Regions from separate parts of the Homo sapiens genome. Here region 2 is linked to region 1. Evidence: chromatin contacts called from ENCODE Hi-C or POLR2A ChIA-PET data. All regions are on one chromosome and are shown on one strand. Each heading gives the region's core, a stretch centred on a gene start or an enhancer-like site at or near the end of the contact. The rest is flanking DNA. Distances are from core to core; before and after follow the strand shown. Region 1 holds the start of BEAN1-AS1 (BEAN1 antisense RNA 1). Region 2 holds the start of CMTM1 (CKLF like MARVEL transmembrane domain containing 1).

Region 1 (4,455 bases), core at 802-3,301:
GCCTGGCACCTCCAAGGCATTCTCCACAAGGCAACCAAAGTGACAGGACTGTGACCACTTCCCAATGGCTCCCCATCACCCTCAGGACAGAGTTGGCCCTCTGCCTGCCCACAGAGCCTTTCTGTAGTCTAGCCAGACACAGAGAGGAGCCACAAATCTTTGAGAATGAGATGGGGGTGGGGGAGGAAGAAGAAAGAGGGAGGGAGAGAGGGAGGGAGAGAGGGAGGGAGAGAGGGAGGGAGGGAGGGAGGGAGAGAGGGAGGGAGGAAGGGAGGGAGGGAGGGAGGGAGGGAGGGAGGGGAAATAGAGAAGAGAGAAAGAAAGAAGAAAGAGAAGAGAAGAAAGAAGAGAGAGAAAAAAAGGAGAGAAAGAAAAAGGAAAAAGAAAGGAAAGAGAAAGAAAGAAAGAAAGAAGAAAGAAAGGAGAGAGAAGGAAAGAAAAGAAAATTCTGTCATTCTGTTCCATCTTGAGCTTTAAGAGAGATCTGGTGGCTGACTCTGTCTCCTGTCACTTCTGCAGGTTTAGAGCAAGTGACTTCACTCTCGGTCTCTTCATCTGGTGGAAGGGGTAACCACTGCTCTCCTCCCACAGTGGGGTGTGAGGTAGATGAGATCATAGAGATTGAGCACAGCAGGTGCTCATGAGTGCCAGTTCCTCTTCCTCCCTCTCCCAGAGCCTGTCAAGGGGCAGTGAACTTGGAGTGATGTTAAATAATGAACCAAGGTATCGGGGTAAACAGGAGGTTTCAGCTTATGTGAAGTGGGAAGCAGGGCTTCCGGAGTCCTGGACTATTTGGATCTGTGCCGACAGGGAAGTCAGGAGAGAAGGGAAAAGAAGGGATTTGGGAAGTTCAAATGGGAGTGGCGGGTGCAGGTTTCTTTCCAGCTGTCTCTCAGGAGCTCTGCCCAGCTGGATGTCTCAGGTTTGGGGTCTGAGCACCTTAGGGCAGCCTCAGTTTTCCCAAGATGCTCCCCTCTGGGAAGTCCAAGAAAAAGCAGCCCAAGAAGAAAGGGTAGATAGCAGTTTGCTCCAGCTCTAACAGCCCTCAGCGCTGCCCACCCAGTCACTCCTCTCAGGTCCAGGAAGCAGCCCTGACTTTCCCCAGGGATCCCTGTGTGACAGGCACACCTGCTGCCCTGCAGGTGGAACCCTCCCTGAACCCAAAAACCCTTCCCTGGCAATGCTGGCTGGTGGGGCGAAGGGGTACCTGGCACCCAAGCCCAGCAGCCCTGGTTCAACTTCCAGTCTCACCTTGTTGCTGTGTGCTGTTGTCTTTTCTTAGTTTCTTTCCTAAGTTCTTCCAAAAATTCTGTCTCTCAGCTGGTGCCCTGAACAGGAGAAACAAATGGCATTTCAGCTCCTTTTTTACAGCATATGTTATTGACTTCATTTCTCCTAGTAGAAAAGTAATGTGTGTTCATTATAGAAAACCTTAAAAATATAGACAATATAAGAAAAGAAATATAAAGAAATAAATAGGCCAGGCGCGGTGGCTCACGCCTGTAATCCCAGCACTTTGGGAGGCCGAGGCGGGCAGATCACGAGGTCAGGAGATTGAGGCCATCCTGGCTAACACGGTGAAACCCGGTCTCTACTAAAAATACAAAAAATGAGCCGGGCGTGGTGGCGGGTGCCTGTAGTCCCAGCTACTCGGGAGGCTGAGGCAGGAGAATGGCGTGGACCCCGGAGGCGGAGCTTGCAGTGAGCTGAGATCGCGCCACTGCACTCCAGCCTGGGCGACAGTGAGAGACTCCGTCTCAAAAAAAAAAAAAAAGAAAGAAAAGAAAAAAAGAAAAAGAAATAAGGGTCATGATCCTCTGTCATCTGGACAGGGCCACCATCAACGTGTTTGGAATATTTTCTTCTGAGAGCTTTCTCGGTGTCGGTATATAACCCTGGGATTGGAATTGTACCTGCAGATAGAGTTTCATATCCAGATTCTTCCACTCACTATTATATGAAGAGTGGGAAAAAGAGTTTAGGGGAGTGGGAAGAGCAGTCTTTGGGGTTATACAGAGTGCATAAATTACAACTCCATGCTTCACCACGTATGTGACCCTGAGTATCAGCTTCCTTGTCTGTAGAATGGGGATGGCAACTGCGCCACTCACAGCAGAGAAAGGTTATAGCTCCGCCCCTGATGCCAAGCCCCACCCCCAGAGGGGAGGAGGCACCTGGGAGCCCTGGACTGAGGAGACCTCGTGTCTCAGCCACCTTTGCAGCTCCCACTGTTCCCATCCAGGACGATACATGTCAGAAACTGGGCTGTAGAGAGCTTAGCAAGGAGGAGCCAAGACATCCAGCTGCCCTCTGGCCCAACCACTCACTGTGTGTTGTCCTCCAGCAAGTCACCGGGCCTCCCAGAACCTCAGCTGTGGAATGAGAGGATTGTGCTCCAGCAGCATTTCCTAAACAGTGTTACTAGGTCTAAGAAAGGAAGATTCTGAGGTCGAATGCTGGACAGGCACAGTTAAATGTGTTTTTTAGCTGCAGGACTTTTCAGAGCCTTTGATGTCCTGGTGCATGGTAAAAAATGCAGAGGAGAATGCAGTGTGGGGAGCTGCCAGACTCATCATAGAAGCCCCTTTTTTTCCCCAAGATACCTAAAGGGCAGTGAGTGTGGGAGGGCTGATCCCAGAGTTCTCTGAAGCCCTCATTCCTTGCTACTCTCCACCGCATTTTCCATGCCCAGCCCAACTCCACAGCTCAAAGCTCCCTGTTCACACCACACTCTTCTTTCTTATCTCCCTCCTTGGAAAGCTATTCAGTTCCCTCCTCCCGGCCTTCCCCTCTTCCCCTGGTTAAATCCTAGACAAGACTCAGCTGTAGCAGCCCCTCCTCCAGGAAGCCCTCCCTGACTTCCAGACTGGTCAGGCCTGCCTTTACTCCCACAGTCCCAGTAGGACCTCTACCAAAGCTCATGACACACTGCCTAGTGCCAGGTTATCCCCAAAGCAGGCTGCCACCACCTTGGGAGCTGGCCAGGACAGGGCCAGCTCTGCTTCCTCTCTGTATCCCCATGCCCAACACGACAATGGCACCCACATTCTGGAGCTGTCACTGATGGATGAAGGCAGCTGTGCTTGGTGAGGAGAGGAGTGGTCAGGTGGGGAATCAGAGCCTCCATGGCCCCAGGTAGACCTACAGACCCATAAGGACCATCCCTGGATCCTGGTCTGAGGCCCAGGCCGGTGGTCTGTTCCCTGCAGTGTCGGACGAGCACACATACAGCCGCTCAAGCCGCAGGATGCGCTATGCCTGCAGCTCCTCAGAGGACTGGCCCCCACCCTTGGACATCAGCTCTGACGGGGACGTGGATGCCACGGTGCTCAGGGAGCTGTACCCAGATTCTCCACCAGGGTAAGGAGGCCTCATGGGGAAGGGGGCATCAGAGGATGGGGCCCTGGACACAAAGACCCCCCAACTCCATCATGGGAAAGAGTGGCACCTCTGCATGTCGTATAAATGCAGAAAACATCTGCTCAGTGGGCATGGCCACCTCCTCCCCACTCCTGACCAAGTAGGTCCCACTGAGGCAGTGTGACTTAGCAGATATCACCTGGAAGTGCTAGGAAAGGAAGAGACAAGCCCACCTCCTCAGGCTGTTGAGTAGGCATGCCGGGAATGCCCCTGCAGTTTCAGGGGAGGTTCCGTGGCAGCTGTTCTGAATTCCCTGGGGATCTGCTCCTCCGGGTGTCTCCCTCAGGGTGGGAGGGAAGGCCAGAGGAGTATCTGGCTATTTCCGTGGCTGTGGGATCAACTTCCCCCTAGGGAAAAAAAACTGTATTGTGTTTCTATAAATAACACCAGGGACTGGGGGGTAAAGAGGGGACAAGCCCATATGCTGACATCTGATGGCCCCAGGTGCACTCGCTCTGGAAATTGTTTCTTGTATGATCATGAGCAAGTTACTTAATCCCGCTGTGCCTGCTTCTCCATTGTGGAAATGTCCATGTAATAATACCTGCCCCAGCCGGGCGTGGGGGCTCACGCCTGTAATCCCAGCACTTTGGGAGGCTGAGGTGGGGGATCACGAGGTCAGGAGATCGAGACCATCCTGGCTAACACGGTGAAACCCCATCTCTACTAAAAATACAAAAAATTCGCCGGGCGTGGTGGCGGGCGCCTGTAGTCCCAGCTACTTGGGAGGCTGAGGCAGGAGAATCGCTTGAACCCGGGAGGCGGAGGTTGTAGTGAGCTGAGATCGCACCACTGCACTCCAGCCTTAGCGACAGAGTGAGACTTCGTCTCAAAAAAATAATAATAAAATAATAATAATAATATCTGCCCCACAGGATACTCATGAAAATGACACAGAAGTGCCAGTAAAATGCTCAGCAAGGCACTGGCTCTTCCCACCAGTGGTGTCGTTACTATTTCGAGGCCACAGGTGATAACTATCATGCTGAGGAGGACGAGGGGAGGGGATCAGGGAGGATGGGCTGACACAGGAAA
Region 2 (4,225 bases), core at 241-2,740, 90 kb after region 1:
GTTGACAGGGAGCTGCATGGTGCAGAAAAGAGGAAACTACCTCTCTGGCAGTGGAATTGCTGTTTGCTGAGAATAAAGGAAAAAAAATGGAAAAGGTTCCAGGTAGAGGAGCCAATAGTGTACAGAGTGCCAGTCATGAAAAGATTGGTAGGAGGTATTCAGTGTGGTCAGAACCTAGGAGGCAGTGGCTTGAGACTCTGGGTGGAAAAGGAGACTGTGAGAGCCATGTCTGGAGCCAGGAAGCCAAACTTCCTGATGACTGGAAGAAGCTGACCAAACAGCATGCAAGGAATGACATCCCCCTCTCCCACCCCAGGCACCAGCTCTCAGATAGCCATCAGAGTGTCTGAAGGCCCCCACGTGTTCTTAGTTATTGTTTTTATCTAATTTTACTTTCTTAAGGTCTATTTAGAATCTCACCCTTTAAGCAGATGTAGCCTAGCCTTTGAGAGTTCACTTTGGATCATCTTATTAACTCCAGTTTTCTGGAGCTACAGTCCCCATGATTTAATATTGAGCTGGTGTTAACTTTGACCTTTTCTTCTGTAGAGTTTGTCAGTAGAGAAGTCAGAGTTGAACACTGGGGTTAGAAATATTAATAACTAAATATCCTCAGTAGGGCTTAAAAGAATACATGCAAGAGCAGGTCAAGAGATAAAAGCAAACAAGTATGGATTTCAGAGCCCACACTGCTTTATTATTTTTCTGCTCACTTAAATTATCTTTTCTCTTTCTATAGGCAAGTATTTAGAAAACTTAGCAATGAGGAGAATAAGATGATCTCTGAAGTCTCTCCATGTTAGTATTAGATGAAGCACAGGGAGCAATCCGAGTACCCTAGCAAGAGAGGAATCTGGTGGGCAGACCACTTAAAACTTGTGTGAATGACAGGAGTGGGGACCATGGTTAGGGCAGTGACACTTGTCTTTCTTTCCAGGTGTTTGCACTTGTGACAGCAGTATGCTGTCTTGCCGACGGGGCCCTTATTTACCGGAAGCTTCTGTTCAATCCCAGCGGTCCTTACCAGAAAAAGCCTGTGCATGAAAAAAAAGAAGTTTTGTAATTTTATATTACTTTTTAGTTTGATACTAAGTATTAAACATATTTCTGTATTCTTCCACATATTTTCTGCAGTTATTTTAACTCAGTATAGGAGCTAGAGGAAGAGATTTCCGAAGTCTGCACCCCGCGCAGAGCACTACTGTAACTTCCAAGGGAGCGCTGGGAGCAGCGGGATCGGGTTTTCCGGCACCCGGGCCTGGGTGGCAGGGAAGAATGTGCCGGGATCCGCCTCAGGGATCTTTGAATCTCTTTACTGCCTGGCTGGCCGGCAGCTCCGAGGTGTGGGGTTGCAGAGATTTTGAGTTCTCGGGCTAGGCGGTGGCATTGCACCCCCTGTGGCAATGAGGGTGGCTGAAGGGCTCGGCTTGTCGGTGGGGCAGCGAGAGCCGGGTGCACGCGCCGGGGAGGTAGCCAACAGCCGTTGGGACGCGACGCTGGTTCCCAGGGGAGAGCCAGCCGCTGCCGCGGCACTGGTTCAGACGGCCAGGCCCTAGGGACCCACCATGGATCCTGAACACGCCAAACCTGAGTCATCCGAGGCACCTTCAGGGAACTTGAAACAACCGGAGACTGCCGCAGCCCTGGCAAGTAGCGGCAGCGTAGTGAGTTCTGTACCCAAGGCACAGCGCAACATCTCAGCGAAGACCGCACCCCGGAAGCACCCCGCAGTCTCAATTCGCAGTGCGCAGTCCGCAGCCGCCGCACGTCCCCAAGGCAGTGAGGGCACCGCACCCTCAAGGAAAGCCACCACACGCCCACCCCCAAAGCCCACACTCCCACCCCCCACGCCCTCTGCACACACTGAATCCAAACTCTTAAATGAGATGGCGATCAAAGAGCGCGTGGAGGGCCGAGCCAAAGTCCCGTACAAATTCAGGGACAGCCTCAAACGTTTCTCCTTCTCGCCCACTGGAATGTTGAAGATCCTGAGACTGGTGAGCGGAGAGCTGGTGAGACCTAGCTGGGCGGATGTGGCCGGCAGTGGCCTCGGGGAAATGCCCACGGGGTGCCAGCTCCAGAAACCTTCCATAATTCACTTTGCCACTCACCTTTGTTTTGCCTCACCTTTCCTCCCCACCACCCCCTGCTCCCCACACACTAAACCTTTCCTACTAAACTTGCCTCTTTTTTTCCCTATTTTTTCTTTTTTTTTTTTTTTTATTATACTTTAACTTACGGGGTACATGTGTAGAACGTGCAGTTTTGTTACATAGGTATATACGCGCCATGGTGGTTTGCTGCACCCATCAACTCGTCACCTACATTAGGTATTTCTCCTAATGCTATCCCTCCCCTAGTCCCCCACTCCCTACAGGCCCCAGTGTGTGATGTTCCCCTCCCTGTGTCCATGTGTTCTCGTTGTTCAACTCTCACTTATGAGTGAGAACATGCAGTGTTTGGTTTTCTGTTCTTGCGTTAGTTTGCTGAGAATAATGGTTTCCAGCTTCATCCATGTCCCCGCAAAGGACATGAACTCATCCTTTTTTATGGCTGCATAGTATTCCATGGTGTATATGTGCCACATTTTCTTTATCCAGTCTATCATTGATGGACATTTGGGTTGGTTCAGTTTCCTCTCACAAAGGAAATTAGGGAAGCAATGAAGATAATAGGAATTTATAAGTTAGGAAACAAAAATAATAGAATCAGTCAATACAAGAGCTGTCGTTTGAAAGTCCTATTAAATTGATAAGCCATTGGCCAACCAAGAAAAAAAGGGGGAAGAAAAGACATATATTTAAAATTAGAAACCAGAAGGGGAAAATAATCACAAACATCAGCAAAACTGAAAGGATCTACAGGAGTACCTTGCAAAATAGATGTGAATAATTGGATGAAATGGTTGATTTTCCAGAATAATGTAAATCACCAAAACTGATCCCAGAATAGGGAAAAATCTAAACAGGGCAATATAAACATAGAAGAAAATGAGAATTTTAGCAAATGAGTATCTTTCAAAAATGTATCAGGCCCAGACCTTTTTACAAGTTAACTCTTTCAAGCCTTCATGGGATATAATTCTGACACTACTCTAACTTTGTCAAAGAATAGAGAAAGAAGAAATAACTTCTGAACTATCTTTACACAATCAGTATAATACTGATAGGAAAACTTGACTGAGTTCAGAAAAAGAAAACGAAGTAGAGATCTCACTTGCATCAGAACAAAATGTCAATCTATTAGCAGATAATATTCATCAGTATTTTTTGAAAATACAATACCACAAGAAAGAAACAGGATGATTCAATATTAAGATTCTATTAAAATAATTCACTGTATTAGAAGTAAAAGTGAAAATGAGATTATATCTATCACATTATAAAAAATTAGGAGATTATGTCACAGAACATGTGACAAAATTCAACATTTGTCCCTGATTGCCAAGAAGGGAGACCAGTAAGATAGGAGTATATAAATATTCCATTGACATTGTAAAAATAAACATTTCAAACTAAGAGTCAGCATATTTAATTAAATATCAGAAGTATTATTTATTAAATGAGGGGAAAAATGATGCCTACACCATGAGTCAATTTTTTCTGAAACCACTAGTCATCATAATTAGGAATGGGAAATAATATTTGAAAAGAGGTGGCCAGGCGCAGTGACTCACATCTGTAATCCCAGCACTTTGGGAGGCCAAGGTAGGCAGATAACCTCAGTCAGGAGTTCAAGACCAGCCTGGCCAATATGGTGAAACCCCGTCTCTACTAAAAATTCAAAAATTAGCCAGTCTTAGTGACACGCGCCTGTAGTCCCAGCTACTCGGGAGGCTGCGGCAGGAGAATTGTTCGAACCCAGGAAGCAGAGGTTGCAGTGAGCTGAGATCACACCACTGCACTCCAGCCTGAGCGACAGAGCAAGACTGTCTCAAAAAAAAAAAAAAAGGAGGTAAAATATATGCTTTCTTTCAGCTAATGTAATTGCATATCTAGAAAAAAACAAATCAACTGGAAACAATTTAGAGCAAGATGATTTAGTCAGGTGACTCGTTATTGTGTTAATAAATAAAAGCTTTCCTAGACAAATAACCACTTAAAATATAAGAAAATATTTCTGTTTACAACAGTCATCAAAAATGATCAAATATCTAAAAATAAGTGAAATGTGATACACATATGGGAAGAAAACTTTAAAACTCTCCTGAGAGATATTTTTTAAA

What was found. Hi-C counts contacts between places; a loop is a spot of excess contacts on that map. ChIA-PET counts read pairs that join two places held with the same protein, here RNA polymerase II (POLR2A). Pooled maps may share reads with other maps.
Region 2: a pooled map shows a loop between it and region 1 (2.1-fold over the local background). The contact joins the promoter of CMTM1 here to the promoter of BEAN1-AS1 in region 1. A Hi-C loop is called at or near these places in 21 of 168 maps with a recorded cell type or tissue (B cell, CD14-positive monocyte, CD4-positive, alpha-beta memory T cell and 13 more), 9 of 37 single-sample maps with no recorded cell type and 27 of 50 pooled maps. POLR2A ChIA-PET finds 5 or more read pairs at or near these places in 18 of 52 experiments (A673, CD4-positive, alpha-beta T cell, CD4-positive, alpha-beta memory T cell and 13 more).

Annotation. Positions count from the first base shown.
Region 1 is chr16:66,474,351-66,478,805 of GRCh38, forward strand. BEAN1-AS1 (BEAN1 antisense RNA 1) reads right to left here and starts at 2,052. Exons shown (of 3, transcript NR_109960.1): 1 at 1,914-2,052; 2 at 1,252-1,328. BEAN1 (brain expressed associated with NEDD4 1) reads left to right here. Exons shown (of 5, transcript NM_001178020.3): 4 at 3,210-3,360. LOC124903698 reads right to left here. Exons shown (of 5, transcript XM_047435016.1): 3 at 3,594-3,767; 4 at 1,252-1,328. RefSeq lists a silencer at 2,123-2,222 and enhancers at 2,728-3,269, 3,810-4,350.
Region 2 is chr16:66,564,949-66,569,173 of GRCh38, forward strand. CMTM1 (CKLF like MARVEL transmembrane domain containing 1) reads left to right here and starts at 1,491. Exons shown (of 4, transcript NM_052999.4): 1 at 1,491-1,997. The coding sequence starts at 1,566. CKLF (chemokine like factor) reads left to right here. Exons shown (of 4, transcript NM_016951.4): 4 at 938-1,120. The coding sequence ends at 1,063. All of the region lies in intron 2 of CKLF-CMTM1 (CKLF-CMTM1 readthrough), which reads left to right.